Linked DNA regions of Mus musculus: all the other regions are linked to region 2. The links are chromatin contacts, found by Hi-C or POLR2A ChIA-PET in ENCODE. All regions are on one chromosome and are shown on one strand. Each heading gives the region's core, a stretch centred on a gene start or an enhancer-like site at or near the end of the contact. The rest is flanking DNA. Distances are from core to core; before and after follow the strand shown.

Region 1 (4,363 bases), core at 1,765-4,264, 790 kb before region 2:
GTATCCACTCCATGCCTCAATTCTTTAATGATCCCAAATGCCAAGGGCTTTCCTTTCTTGGTCTCCCCATGGCTGGATTAAACCTGGCTATGAAGAGAGCTATTCCTACCCCTAACTGCATCTCCTTTGCCTAAGAAGCATATGCCTTTTGTCATACTCCTTTACTCAAGAAGTATGACAAAAACCACAAGTAAAGTAGCCATTGCCAGTAGTGGTCATAAACATAGTGTTAGAGAGAGAGAGAGAGAGAGAGAGAGAGAGAGAGAGAGAGAGAGAGAAACTAGCTGGGAGTGGCAGCCCACCCCTTTAGTCTCAGCATTTGGGAGGCAGAGGCAAGAGGAGGCCAGCCTGGCCTACAAAGTAAGGTCCAAGACACCCAGGGATACATACAAAAAGACCATGTCTAAACCAATAAAAATTAAAACTTTTTTTTTAAAGCATCCTTGGAGAAATGGCTCAGTGGATAAGAACATTTGCTCTTGCAGATAATCAGGGGTCAGTTCCCAGCACCCACAGGGTAGCTCACTAGGAAGCAAGAGAATCAGATTCAAAGGTGGGGAGCTTAATAACCCTATGGAGGATCAGTGCTGAGGGAAAGACAGAGCAGACTGACCCTAGAGATCAGTGACTGGTCAAAGTCTGAAGAAGGGAACACGGGAAAACACTAGGAATTCAAGAAACATGTGTGTGTGTGTGTGTGTGTGTGTGTGTGTTCCTCTATCCTCTTAGTGAACCTGGAGTTTGTCATCTTGGCTATGCTGTCTGGCCAGGGAGCCATATCTGTCTCTAGCAAAACCACCCTACCCCCAGCATGGGTTAGACCAGTATCTAATGTTATGTGAGTGCTGAAAACCCTAATTCCGGTCATAGTTCAAGTGGGGCAATCATTTTATCCACTAAGCCATCTCTCCTCAGCTGAAAGCCATGTATTTTCCAGGGAGCTTGGCCAGCAAGTCAGATAAGGACTGACCATCTTCTGCCAGTCTGGAAGTAGATTCTCTCTCTCTGATTCTCTCTCTCTCTCCTTTCTATCTGGGGACCATCATCTGCAGAAACTTCTACCCCCCCCCCCCAAAAAAAAAAAAAAAAAAAAGAACAAAACCAAAAACCCACCAGCTTTATTTTGGAGGACAAATCTCATTCTCAGTTCCTCCCAGGTGCAGCCCGATCTACCTCCCACTGGCCAGTTAAGATGCAGTCACAGTTTCACAATACTTGCTTACTTGCTCGATAAAAAAAAAAAAGAAAGGAAGAAAGAAAGAAAGAAAGAAAGAAAGAGAGTAAGAAAGAAAGAAAGTGGATGATGGGCTGTCATACGCAGAAATGGCCATCTTTTTCCAAAAGCACAAATAAATAAGATCCTGGTATGCTCTAAACAACAAACACAAGCACAGAGGCATAAGGCCTTCGTCTTACATTTCTGTATGCTTTGGCAAATGTAGGTAAATCAGACAGATGTAAATAAGCCATCACCACATTATGTAAACACCAAACCACAGATTCAAGTTCTACAAGTCTAAATTCTTGAAGTTGTCAAAGGGACTATGACATTGTCACTGAAAAGCTTGCCTTCGGGAACCTGGATTGCCTAAAAAAAAAAAACAACTCGAATTTTCTTGGAGAAAGCGGTGATGGAATGGATGTGTTAGAGGCAGGCAAGCGTGCTGGTGGAAAATTGGTTAAAATGAGGCTAAAGAGCTTAGAAAACATTTCGGAACGTACAAGCTGGCCTTAGGGACTTCCCTCACCAGAAAGAGCCTCTTTTGCTATCTTTCGGAAGGCGGAAAGGTGTTTCTATGAAGTTACAAAGCCACAATCCAGGCTGTTTTGCAAGCTCTGCGGCTTTTGCTTTCAAGTATCTGCATAAGTTCTTTCCTGTTCTATGCTAGCCTGGACTTCACCACCGCGCTCTCTGGCTGATTCACAAAAGAGGCTCTAGATTGCCCAGTCATTCTTTGATATTTATGGGGATGTCAAAGGAACTTGGGTCCTTGTTTCCTTCGGGGTTGGAGAGCCCCTGCCACCCTCTACTGCAAACCAAACCAGAGAGGACAGGAAATGCGAGCAGCGCAACGCCAAGTGTAACTGAAGGCTCTAGGGACCCTGAGTGACGCGCAAGAAAGCGGACGTGGAAACCCGGGTGCTACCACCAGCCCAGAATCCAGGGCTGACCCTCTGACACGGTGAGACTAGGGCTACGCGGGGCTGCTTTTCAGGTCCGCCTCTGAAAACTGTGTGCATTAGAGTCCTAGAACAAGCACAGATCTATTCTGCAATCTGAATGAGGTGGAAATCCTATAATCACTCAGAGACATTTCCCGCGGACACAAGATTGGAGTAAGCAAGGGCCAAGCTACGCAACTGGCTTAGATGCCAGAGACTACAATTCCCAGCATTCATGAGATTAGTGCGTTGCATGCCGGAAACTGTAGTTTCTCACCACCATCCAAACGCATTCCGGATATTCAACCCCTCACAAATTTCTCTTTTGCGAAAAGAAACGCCCAAAAGAAAGGTGACGGCGAACGTAGCGCTGAAAGGACTCGTAACGTGACCCGCGTCGTAGACGAGAAAAGGGTAAAGGACGCATTGTCTTGGCTACCGTTTCCCCTAGTCACGGACTAAACGTTCGCTAGAAGCCGGAAGTGGTTCCCCGGGACCTCTAGGAATGGACAGACGTGCTATGCGCCTACGTTCATTGGACGGTTTTCCTCAGGGACCAAGGCTTCCCAGGCCAAAGGGTGGCCCGGTGTGTGAGGGCCCGCGGAGCCATCTGATTGGAGGAAAGCCGCTGGACAAGCCCAATCGCAAGGAGCCACGCTTCGGGCATCGGGCACCGCACCTGGACAGTTCCGATTGGCGGGCTGCGGTCCCCCCCCATGCGTCTCCATTGGGTGCAGAGAGTGCGTGGTGAGGCACGATTGGTGAGTTCGTGTTTCCCGTCCCCCGCCCGCAAGCAGTGGGGTGAAAAGCGGCCCGACCTGCGCGCGGCTTAGTGGGCGGACCGCGCTGCTGGAGGTGTGAGGAGCTTAGACTCGGGATTGGGGGGGTGGAGGCGGCTCCTGAGACCGAAAAGGACTTGCGACTCGCCGGCCACGCACCATGAGGGTCCTGTGGGTGTTGGGCCTCTGCTGTGTCCTGCTGACCTTCGGTGAGTGACCGGGCGGCAGTGGGCGCCCTCCCCTTCCTGTGTGGCCGCTTCTCGAACGTTCTTGGGGCGTTGAACCTGGGTTGGGGACGCCGGGTGGCCTACAGGGGTTTCAGGGACCATCTCGTTCCCTCGAAGGAGACTTGGGTGATGATGCTTTCCCTGAGGCCTCTGGGAAAAGGCGACTTGGAGACCGGGCATTTAAATAAATACCCTGCGGATGGTGCTAGAGCGCTCCCCGAAGTCTCGCTGACGGGGCGCGGTCTCTCGGACTCTACTCCCGGGGGAAGCCTTCCTGGAACCCCTCCCTAAGGACTTTTGTGATCAGGTCCGACCTTTGGCCACCAGAGCCTGAGGACCCCCAGCCCCTGCCCTCTACTCCCGGAGCGCGTTTCTGTTTTCTAACGCCCGACTCGCGAGCGTGGGCCCTCGGGCCAGCGTCGTGGCGGTGGCCCAATATCTGATTCCGATGTGCTTCAAGAGCTGTCCTTGACATGTCTTCCCCTTTGGGCCGGATTTCAGTTCCCCTCAACAGAAGTTGCACAAACCCTGTTTGCATTCTGACCTGTGATAACTAAGTGAGGCCCAAGTTTTGGCTTGGCCAGTGTAGAGACCTCCTCTCAGCTGTGCGCAACACGTGTGGGTGTAGACGGGGGCCTCTCTCACTGCCTAGGATAGACACACGTGATGGCTGCCTGGCCTTCCAGAGTCAACGGGGGTCTTGAGCATTCATATTTAAACTTTAGCGTGCAAACTTACCTTGACATTGGTTATTGACGTCAGTACATAATTCTTCCATCTCAACAGCTTGTATTTACTTACTGAATTGTGTTAACTCTTGCCCCCGTTGATATGGCTTTTTATGCGAAGGAGAGGAAGCAATAGTGTGGAGAGTTGTAACCTTTCTCCCCAGGGTTCGTCAGAGCTGATGATGAAGTCGACGTGGATGGCACAGTGGAAGAGGACCTGGGTAAAAGCCGAGAAGGCTCAAGGACAGATGATGAAGTTGTGCAGAGGTCGGTGCATTTGAAGCTATGTTGATAAGCTCTGCAAGTTAGTGGGGCAGAGTGGCTGTTGGTGTTTCTCCATTCAGATTACAAGGTCCAGTGCCCAAAATGTTGCTAATGATACAAAATAACCAGAGAAGATCTTAGGAGTGCCCATTTATCTGCAGGCAAAAGCTCCTAGCAGTCTGCTCCTGGGAGTGACTGCTGA
Region 2 (4,349 bases), core at 919-3,418:
GAACCTAAGTTGGGTCCTTCACAAGAGCAGTATATACTCTTAATCACTGAGACATCTATGTAACTCCTGTTAGTTAGTTTGCTTCTATGTGTGTGTATGTGCATGAGCACACATACCTGTACATGCATATGTGTCATGCCACGCATTTGGAGTTCTGAGCACAACTTCTGAGTTGGTTCTCTCTATCCACTAAGAGAGTTCTAGGAACTGAAATTGCTAGGCTTGGAAGCAAGTGTCATTATCTGCTGAGCCATCTTGTAAACTATTTAAAATTAAAGAAAGTATTGTGTGGGTACATGATGTATATGGGCACATGATGTGTGTGGGCATATGATGTGTGGGGGCACATGATGTGTGTGGGCACATGTACCATGGCACACATGTGGAGATTAGAGGACAACTTTGTAGAGTTGACTCTCTACTTTCACTAACTTTGGGTGGGTTCCAGGGATCAAAATTCAGGTCATTAGGCTTATATAGGAAGTATCATTACATGCTGGGCTACATCTTCTGTAGCCCGGTGTGGTGGTTTGAATATGCTTGGCACAGGGAATGTCACTATTTGGAGGTGTGGCTTTGTTGGGAGTAGGTGTGTCACTGTGGGTGTGGCTTTAAGACCCTTATTCTACCTGCTTGGACGCCAGTATTCTCCTAGCAGCCTTCAGTTGAAGATGTAGAACTCTCAGCTCCTCCTGCACCATGCCTGCCTGGATGCTGCCATGTTCCCACCTTGATAATAATGGACTGAACCTCTGAACGGATAAGCCAGCCCTAATTAAATATTGTCTTTATAAAGATGCCAGGTCTGTCTAGAACTTACTATGTAAACCAGAATGACCTTGAATTTCTGACCTTCCTGCCTTAGTATCCTCAAGTATTGGTAGTACTCGTGTGCACCACTATGCCCCACCTCTTACTTTTTAAATGCATTTTTACACATGACAAAACTCACCAATCTTTACTATTTGATCAATCTTTATAAACATATACAGGCATGTAACCATTATCCAAAATGGTCCCTCATGTCTGTCTTTCTATATAGGCAATTTCATCTCTTCACCTATCACTAACTTCCAACATCCATCAGAGCTGTTAGTAAAGTCTTGGCCTTTTCTAGAATTTTATACAGACTTCTAGTCTTTTGTTTCTGATGTTTTTTTGCTCAGTGTAGAAAGCTTCTAGAGGTCTACCTACATGCAAATAGCTTGTTACTTTTTATTGCTGCCTAGGGCTCCACAACGGTGATTCAGTGCAACTCTTTATTGGTTGATGACAGATCATTAACAAAGTTGCAAGGAACTTAGTACATATGTCTTTGTACATACATACATACATACACACATGTATATGTTTCTGTATTGGGTAAATACTTAGGTATGATTAGTGAATTGTGGGGTATGGGATATTGCCATAAATAGACTGACAAGGTGGCAAAGAGGGTAAGGCTCTTTAGTCCCTGGTACCCACATGTGGGAAAGAGAGTGTAAGTTGTTCTCTAACTTCTTTTACACATGCACATTTGCTTTCACATCCACCCACCCACTCATATGAATAAACATTATGTCAAAAGTTGGCTACCGAGCAGATGTTGTGGTTCCAATGATTATTCTAAGTAAGCACTGTGCCTGTCCGTGCAGAAGGGACGGGAAGGCAAAGAGAGAAGAAAAACACCTGCACAAATCCCAACATCATCTTTTATGATGTGGGAGCAGGGAAACTTCACACAGGGTAAAAGAGTTTCAGAATCGAAACCCGATTACTCCTGGGCCACACCGCCGTCTGGCCCAATCCTATATTTAAAAACGTTGTGTTATGTGGATTCATGCTTCCCTACTTGAGGCCATGCCATCTGGACAGAAAAGCAGAGTCTGGAGAACGTTGGAGTTCAGAACGCACCCCTAGCACGTGTATCAGTTCTGGTCTCCTAGCAACGGCGGAGCGATTATTCGGCCCTCGATTGGATCGGCACCCAGCTGAGCTGCAACACTCTGGGTGGAGCGTCTCTAAGCCCGCCCACTCCCGGGGCTCTGCGGTTCTCCACACGCAGAGAGGGGGCGGTGCGTATCCCCGGAAGAGCGGGTCGGAGCGCAGGCCGTAGGCAGGTAGCACGGACGCAGAGTGGCTGGGAAGCCGGAAACGGGCCCGGAGTGGCTGAGAAGCCGGAAAGGCGCCCCCGAGGGTGCGGCCCCGTGAAGGCGGCGGGCCTGACCGGGCGGGGCCGGGCGGGAAATGTTAGGAGAGCTGTAAACCGGGCGCGGGGTCCCGGGAGGCAGGAGCGTCCGGGCCGACGTTCGGCCCGATGACGAGCCAGGCGGCCGGGCCAGTGCTCCCCAGCGCGGGCCTCAGGTGGGCGACGCGGCGGGGCGGGCTCGAGCGGCCCGGGGCAGGGAAAGGCCACGGCTGATCGCTCTTCTCTTCTTCCAGGTCGGCCAGTCCGGCTGCCAGCGCTTCTGGGAAAACAGCCCCGGGCGCCGCCCAGCATGCCGGGCCCTCGCCGCGGAGCGCAGCCGCCGGCCCTCGGAGACGTCGGGCAGTGCGGGGAGGCGCGGCCACCGGCGGGATGTGGTAGCACGTGACACCGGCCCCATCGCGCACCTAGCAGCCGCCGGCCCCCTGCCCTGGACGTGCAGGTGAGCAGGGCAGGTCCCCAAGGCAGGGCCGAGGGAGCGGGGCGGACGCCGCCGGAGACTCAGTCTTTGTTTGGGTGCCTTCGGGCCACACGTGTGACGCGTAAATGGATTTGAGCACCTGAACCCAATAGAAATATCCAGAGTACTAGTTGGTTCCTGGGGTGATTGTTCTGAGTAGCCGTACATTGTTAGCTGCTTGGCACCTCTTTCCTGTCGTATTTTAGCTTTCGCTATTTTAATTTGGAATGTTACTGTAGTATCATAGTTCTTCACCTTTGGGGGTTTGCGGGTTACTGTAGCCAGGGATGGTGGAGTGCGGAGGTGAAGTTTTTAAATTGTGCAAGTCTCCTGAACTAGAAGGTACTGTGTTAGCGGAGTAGTAAAGACGGAGCAGTATTTAGCTGGGTTCCCCCCCCCCCCGCCCCCAAAAGCTTTTAAAAGGCTGTCAATATAGCGGGGAAGAGAAAACGTATTGACTGAAATTATTGGAGCTGGTTGATGCATTTTGTAAAGTGGCTGTATTCCTGTTAGTTTCTTAAATGTCATTTCCAGAAAACAGCGCGAGGTTTGCAACCAACAATTGATCAACTTCGGTCAGTTAGAAACATAAAAACAGCTAAGAATAATTGGCAGAAGACACAGTGACAAGACAGAAAGAACTCAGTATCCTTTAGGCCTTCTTAGGACGGTGATATGAGGTTGGTAGAATGGCTGTGCCTTGTTGAAGGGGAAGGTCCCTTGGGAGTCACTGTGTGCAGCATTCCTTCCTGGTGTCTTCTGTCTTTGAGTACTTGTGACCTTTGGTTTATGGCTGTTGAGGCCATCACGTTTTGGGGACTCACATCAAACAGAAATCTGCTGAGCCTCTGTTACTAAAGTCTTGTTTGAACGGGTGTGAGAAGGTCCAGAATTTCACACGAGTTATTATTGATGATGACATTGTATAGACGTTCAGGAGCTTTAAGAATAGGAGGTGAAGCCACACACTTAACTCTGCTCTAATAAGTTACTGTAATCTGTATGTTGTATTTAGGCCTTGTGGTTCCAGTGATGGTTGTATTTTAGGTATGGTTGCAGGTGGGAGAATTTAGAGAAGTCTGTTTTAAACTAGCTGGGGCCTAGAGACTTTGCTAAAGTAGCAGTGGCTTCTTTAGGTTACACAGAGTTTCCATTCTTCGTGAGAAGTAACATCCTTTTGTTGATCTTTGGTCCTTCAGATAGTGTACCTCATTTTCCATGTGGTTCTAGCTGTCTCTCTGGGTGATGAGTGGGCGTGGCTTGAACATTTTTTTGGATGTAGTTGATGTCCAAAAGCTAGTTTTATGATTACCATATAGATGGAGTGTAATTCTAGAAATAGGTCTGTGAAAAACTTTATACCCCACAGTTAAGCCAGGTTGTAATGTAAACAGGACTCGGAAAAAAAGCAAGAACAGTTTTGTTTGTAATTTGTTTCTAGGCTAAGAGAGTGGAAATCTTAAATTAGGTTTGACTTCAAAACTCAGCTGTACCCCTGACTAGTTAGGTGATTTTAAACTTGGTGTGTGTTGGGGGGGAGCAGGGGGGTTGGTGGTTTTTTTGTTTTAAACCTCAAAATCTAGGCTTTCTTATCGTTAAAAGGGGACTAAGGTACCATCCCAGGGCTGGGGAAATGGCCCAGTGAATAAAAGCAGCTATGTAGGGAGGCTGGCAATTCCAGTTCGATCGCTCACATAAAAA
Region 3 (4,478 bases), core at 1,583-4,082, 730 kb after region 2:
GGAGATAGAGAGGACCATTCAGACAATGGCTCCCTACATTACTGAAGCTAGTTTCCTTCTGTCATTTGTTAGAGCTGCTATAATAAAGTGCTGCTTATTGGGCAGCAGGGATTGATTGTGTCAGTTCTAGAGGCCAGAAGTCCAGGCAGGCCTCCAGAGAGCCATGTTGGCACTAAGGAAAAGTCTGTCCCAGGTTTCTGCTGGTGTCTGCTAGTCCCTTGCTTTGTGGCTCGCTATAATTTCAATCTTCACGCATGTCTGTCTTCATGCCCAAACTTACCTTTTATTGGAGGGTACTTGTCACATTGGATTAGGGAACAGCTTAATAATTACCTCATCTTAAATTGATTATCTTTAAAGATCTTGTTTCCAAATGTGACCTTTTTCACAAGTAAAGGGGCGTTGTAAGAATTTGAAGGAGACACTGTAACTATCATTGTACTTTCCTCCTTTTAACTTTGCCAGACATACGGGTGCCCCACAACTCTTCCTTCATTTGATCCTTCATCTATTGATCAATGAACACTCACTCAGTTACACATGTGAAGATCTATACTGAGTATTGATGGCACACAAAAATAAAGTTGGACGCAGAGACCTTGTCCTTGAGAAGTTTCACTTCGAAGGGACACAGAGACTTTTTTATATAGTGGTAAGTATTGGTATTTATGAAGCAATATAGTTAGGTATTTTTTTTAAAAAAAAAACTTCTTTTCTTAAGATTTATTTATTTATTTATTTATTTATTTATTTTATGCTTATGAGTACAGTCACTATCTTCAGACACACCAGAAGAGGGTGTCAGTTCTTATTACAGATGGTAGTGAGCCACCATGTGGTTGCTGGAAATTGAACTCGGGACCTCTAGAAGTACAGTCAGTGTTCTTAACCGCTGAGCCATCTCTCCAGCCCATAGATGGGTATTATAAGAAGTTTTTATTAGTCTTTGTAACAAAGCCACAAGTGATGTATCACACATGTGCTTGGAGGGCCCCAGGAGGCAGGAGACGCTATATTTGTACTAGAGGTAAAGAATATTTTCAAAAATTAGGGAGCCTTTTATTTGGGTCTGAAGCTACAGTATGAGGAGACATACTTTAGTAGTTCAAAGGTTAATGTAGATCCCAAAGAGCATTCCTCTATCAGAGGAAAACCCAGCACATATAAAGAATAAGAAACAGATAATAAACTCCACTAGGGGGCTGGGGTTTTGTGGTTAGGTTTGCATGTCATCTCTTTGGAACACACCTGCTTCATTCAATAAGCGGCTGCTATTCTGGCCCTGGATGCACCGGCCTAGGACACCAGGTGTTCCTGAAGCTGAGGCAAGGGGTATCCAAAGCTCACTTTGAGGCTTTCCTGAGCTGCAAAGTGAGTTAAGGGCAGCCTAGATGCTTAATGATATACTGTCTCCATAAATAAATACATAAATAACCCTGGATGAATATATGCACATAGGTGATGCTAGGACTCAGGGATAAGAGCAAAACCAAGAGCCATCTTCAGTTACACAGCAGGTTCAAGGTAAGCCAGGGCTCCGCGAGACCCCGTCTCAACAAAAAGGGCATTGTATGTCTAAGGCATGGCCTGTAGGTTATGGCTAGGAAGTCTGGTAAAGATGCACATGTGGCCCTGTGTTCTCATTAGACTTCAATTGCTTTGATAAAACATCATGAGCAAAAGCAACTTGGCCAGGAAGGAAGGGGTTTGTTGCCGTTTACAGTTAATAATCCATCGTGGGGAGAAGTCAGGGCAGAAATTCAAAGCAGAAACCTGGAGATAGAGGGCTGAAGCAGAAGCCATGGAGGAAAGCCGTTTTGGTTCCCTGTGGCTTCCTCAGCCTGCTTCCATATACAACCCGCCTAGGGCTACCAGCCTAATGGTGGCGCCACACACACTGGTCGGGTCCTTCCACATCACTCATTAATCAAGAAAGTGCCCAGACTTCCCTACAGGCAACCTGATGGAAGTCTTTACTACAATTAAGGTTCCTCTTCCCATTTAACTTCAGTTGAAGAAAAAAAAAAAAAAAAAAAAAAAAAGCAAAGCAAAAAGCCCAAAAACCTAATCAAAATACCTTCTAAACTACACTTCATGTAATAGATTAGAGTTGATAAATTGACGATGTATCTACAGTATTATGAAATGCTGAATATCTGAGATCGGACCTGTCTTCTCCAGAGCTTGGGCAAAGGTGCCCGCCCCAAACAGTAAAAAAGGCTAACGGCGTGATTTCTGCTCCTTTCAGAGCAGGGGACTCCGATTAACACCTGATTGAAGCTGGGTGAGAGGCAGGACTGTGCCTCGGTTGCCTCTCACCCAGCCCAGCAATAACTCTCAGGGCACACGGAACTGGCTTCAGACCTTCCACACAACCCATAGGAAGAGCCCTGGGCGCGCTCCCGCGTCCTAGCCTCTTCTCTTCCACCGCGAGAGCGCAGCGCACGCGCGCCGTGCCCGGCAGAGCGCGCGCCCGCGAGCTCCCCGCAGCCCCGTGCTCATCCGGGTCCCCGCGAGCCTCGGCCAATGGAGGCGGCTCCCGGCCCCGGGAGCAGAACTATGCCTCCTCCCCCTTCTCGCGGCCTGTGGCCCCCGCGAGCGGCCTGGGGCTCAGGAGACCCGCAGAGGCTGCGAGTCCGGATCCCACGCGAGAACTCAGGTCGTGAGCGCCCAGCGATCGCAACCGGTCCCGAAGCACCGGGCGCGGCGGCGCACGCGGGGGTCTGAGCCAGTGTAGTAAACACACTTCAGAAACGTGAGGTGCCGGTGGTCACGTGGGGTGCATGCCGCCCAATGAGAAGCCGGGGGCGGGGCGGAGGCCGCTGACGCGGCGGAGTCACCCGGGCAGCCTCGGGACCGGTGACCGGCAGGCGAGCGTCCCGCGGCCTGGAGCTCTAGCCCGCGCTCTCCGAGCTCGCTGCCCACTCCGGGACGCACAGGCCGCGTCGCGCGGAGGCCGCGTGAGCTCGTGTCCGTTCGTGGAGGCCGCCTCGGGCGCGCCACCGTCTCCTCGCGGGTCGCCTCGGTTGGGCGAGGTTTCCGTGACGAGCCTCCCGGGGCTGCTGCGACCAGCTCGGGCCGTCGTGGCGGCTCGGGCCCCGCGCGCTCGCTTGCGCTCCGGGGGTCTCAGGCCCTGGAAGGTATGCGTGTCCTCCGGACGCTGGGCGCGGGCTCCTGAAGGACGTCGCGCGTGGATCCCGGCGCCTCGGCAGCCTCCATTCATCTGCCAGCTGCGCGCTCGCCACCTCCGCGCCCCGCCTCGGCGTCGCCTCCTCCCGTCCCCTCTCTGCAGCCCTTTCCCCACTCCTCGGGTGAGGAGGTTTTCTTGGAAGCGCAGGTGTCGGTTATGAGCCCGGCTTCCCTCCCTTGAAGCTCTCGGTAGAGGAAGTCGGGGTGACCCGCCGCGCCCCGAGCATGGGGGTGAACGCCGTGCACTGGTTCCGAAAGGGACTCCGGCTCCACGACAACCCCGCCCTGAAGGAGTGCATCCAGGGCGCCGACACCATCCGCTGCGTCTATATCCTCGACCCCTGGTTCGCCGGCTCTTCCAACGTGGGCATCAACAGGTGGCGGTGAGTCCGAAGCGCTTGGGAAATCAATCGATCGCGGTGTGCGCGAGTCGGGTGTCGATGCGTTAGTGTCAGATCTGAGATTTGGTTTTAGTCCAGGGACCGAATTGCCTACATCGTTAAAGAATTGTAGATGTGGTCAATATTAAATAGTACAGACTTAGTAGTAGAGATTATTGACGACCCTGAAACACTTTAGCTTTTACCGGTAAGTTATGTGTCTGTGTTGATGGGAACGCCTTCCCTGATTTGCGAGAAATAACTAGGAGGAGAATTAAACACTCCCAGATCATAATGGCCTTGATATCTTAGGCCTCCGAAAGGGTTGTAATCTTTAATGTTGACGTGTGTGTCTAGGTAACTCATAGTGTGGAGAAAAACCATTCATTTATTATAGCGGGCTCCGGATCCAGCTTTCTTCCCCCTTGAGGTTAGAGGAGGAAAAGCAAGGGAAAGAATTAGCTGGTTTCCCAACTCTCTCTCTCAACTCCTCCTTGTGGTTGACAAGACAAAGCACAGTTTTTCTTTCGAGGCAAAGTATAATCCTTCTAGGGAATTGCGACTGGAAGAAATCCTCCGGACATTTTGTGAGCTGTGCCTGGGAAAACAGGATAGACGATTGTGTGGCGGAATGAAACGAAAGCATTAGTTCAGCAGATAATATTGATAGCTTATGTGCCAGCCGTGTCTTTGGATATGAGGGATAGAGCTGTGAACGAGAAGTCTGCCCTCTTCAGGCATATGTCCAAGAAAAAAATACGTATGTAGTCCTTTTGGAGATGAGACGTGTTGCAAAGAAAAGACGAGGTAAACAGGAATAGGGATGGGGACACAATTTAAAACAATGTTAATTAGCTGGGGATGTAGCTCACTGGAAGTTACCACAGCTAGGATGTGTGGAGAAAGTGG

The links. A loop is a pair of places that touch in the nucleus more often than their neighbours do. ChIA-PET counts read pairs that join two places held with the same protein, here RNA polymerase II (POLR2A).
Region 1: a map of heart shows a loop between it and region 2 (2.3-fold over the local background). The contact joins the promoter of Hsp90b1 here to the promoter of Prdm4 in region 2. A Hi-C loop is called at or near these places in 2 of 37 maps with a recorded cell type or tissue (heart and left cerebral cortex).
Region 3: a map of gastrocnemius shows a loop between it and region 2 (4-fold over the local background). The contact joins the promoter of Cry1 here to the promoter of Prdm4 in region 2. A Hi-C loop is called at or near these places in 2 of 37 maps with a recorded cell type or tissue (T-helper 2 cell and gastrocnemius). POLR2A ChIA-PET finds 5 or more read pairs at or near these places in 1 of 5 experiments (Patski).

What each region holds. Positions count from the first base shown.
Region 1 is chr10:86,704,095-86,708,457 of GRCm38, reverse strand. It overlaps Hsp90b1 (heat shock protein 90, beta (Grp94), member 1), which reads left to right and starts at 3,014. Exons shown (of 18, transcript NM_011631.1): 1 at 3,014-3,151; 2 at 4,062-4,164. The coding sequence starts at 3,103. Ttc41 (tetratricopeptide repeat domain 41) reads right to left here and starts at 2,647. Exons shown (of 16, transcript NM_001003910.2): 1 at 2,441-2,647.
Region 2 is chr10:85,914,805-85,919,153 of GRCm38, reverse strand. It overlaps Prdm4 (PR domain containing 4), which reads left to right and starts at 2,168. Exons shown (of 12, transcript NM_001302886.1): 1 at 2,168-2,346; 2 at 2,425-2,630.
Region 3 is chr10:85,183,408-85,187,885 of GRCm38, reverse strand. Cry1 (cryptochrome 1 (photolyase-like)) reads left to right here and starts at 2,832. Exons shown (of 13, transcript NM_007771.3): 1 at 2,832-3,572. The coding sequence starts at 3,415.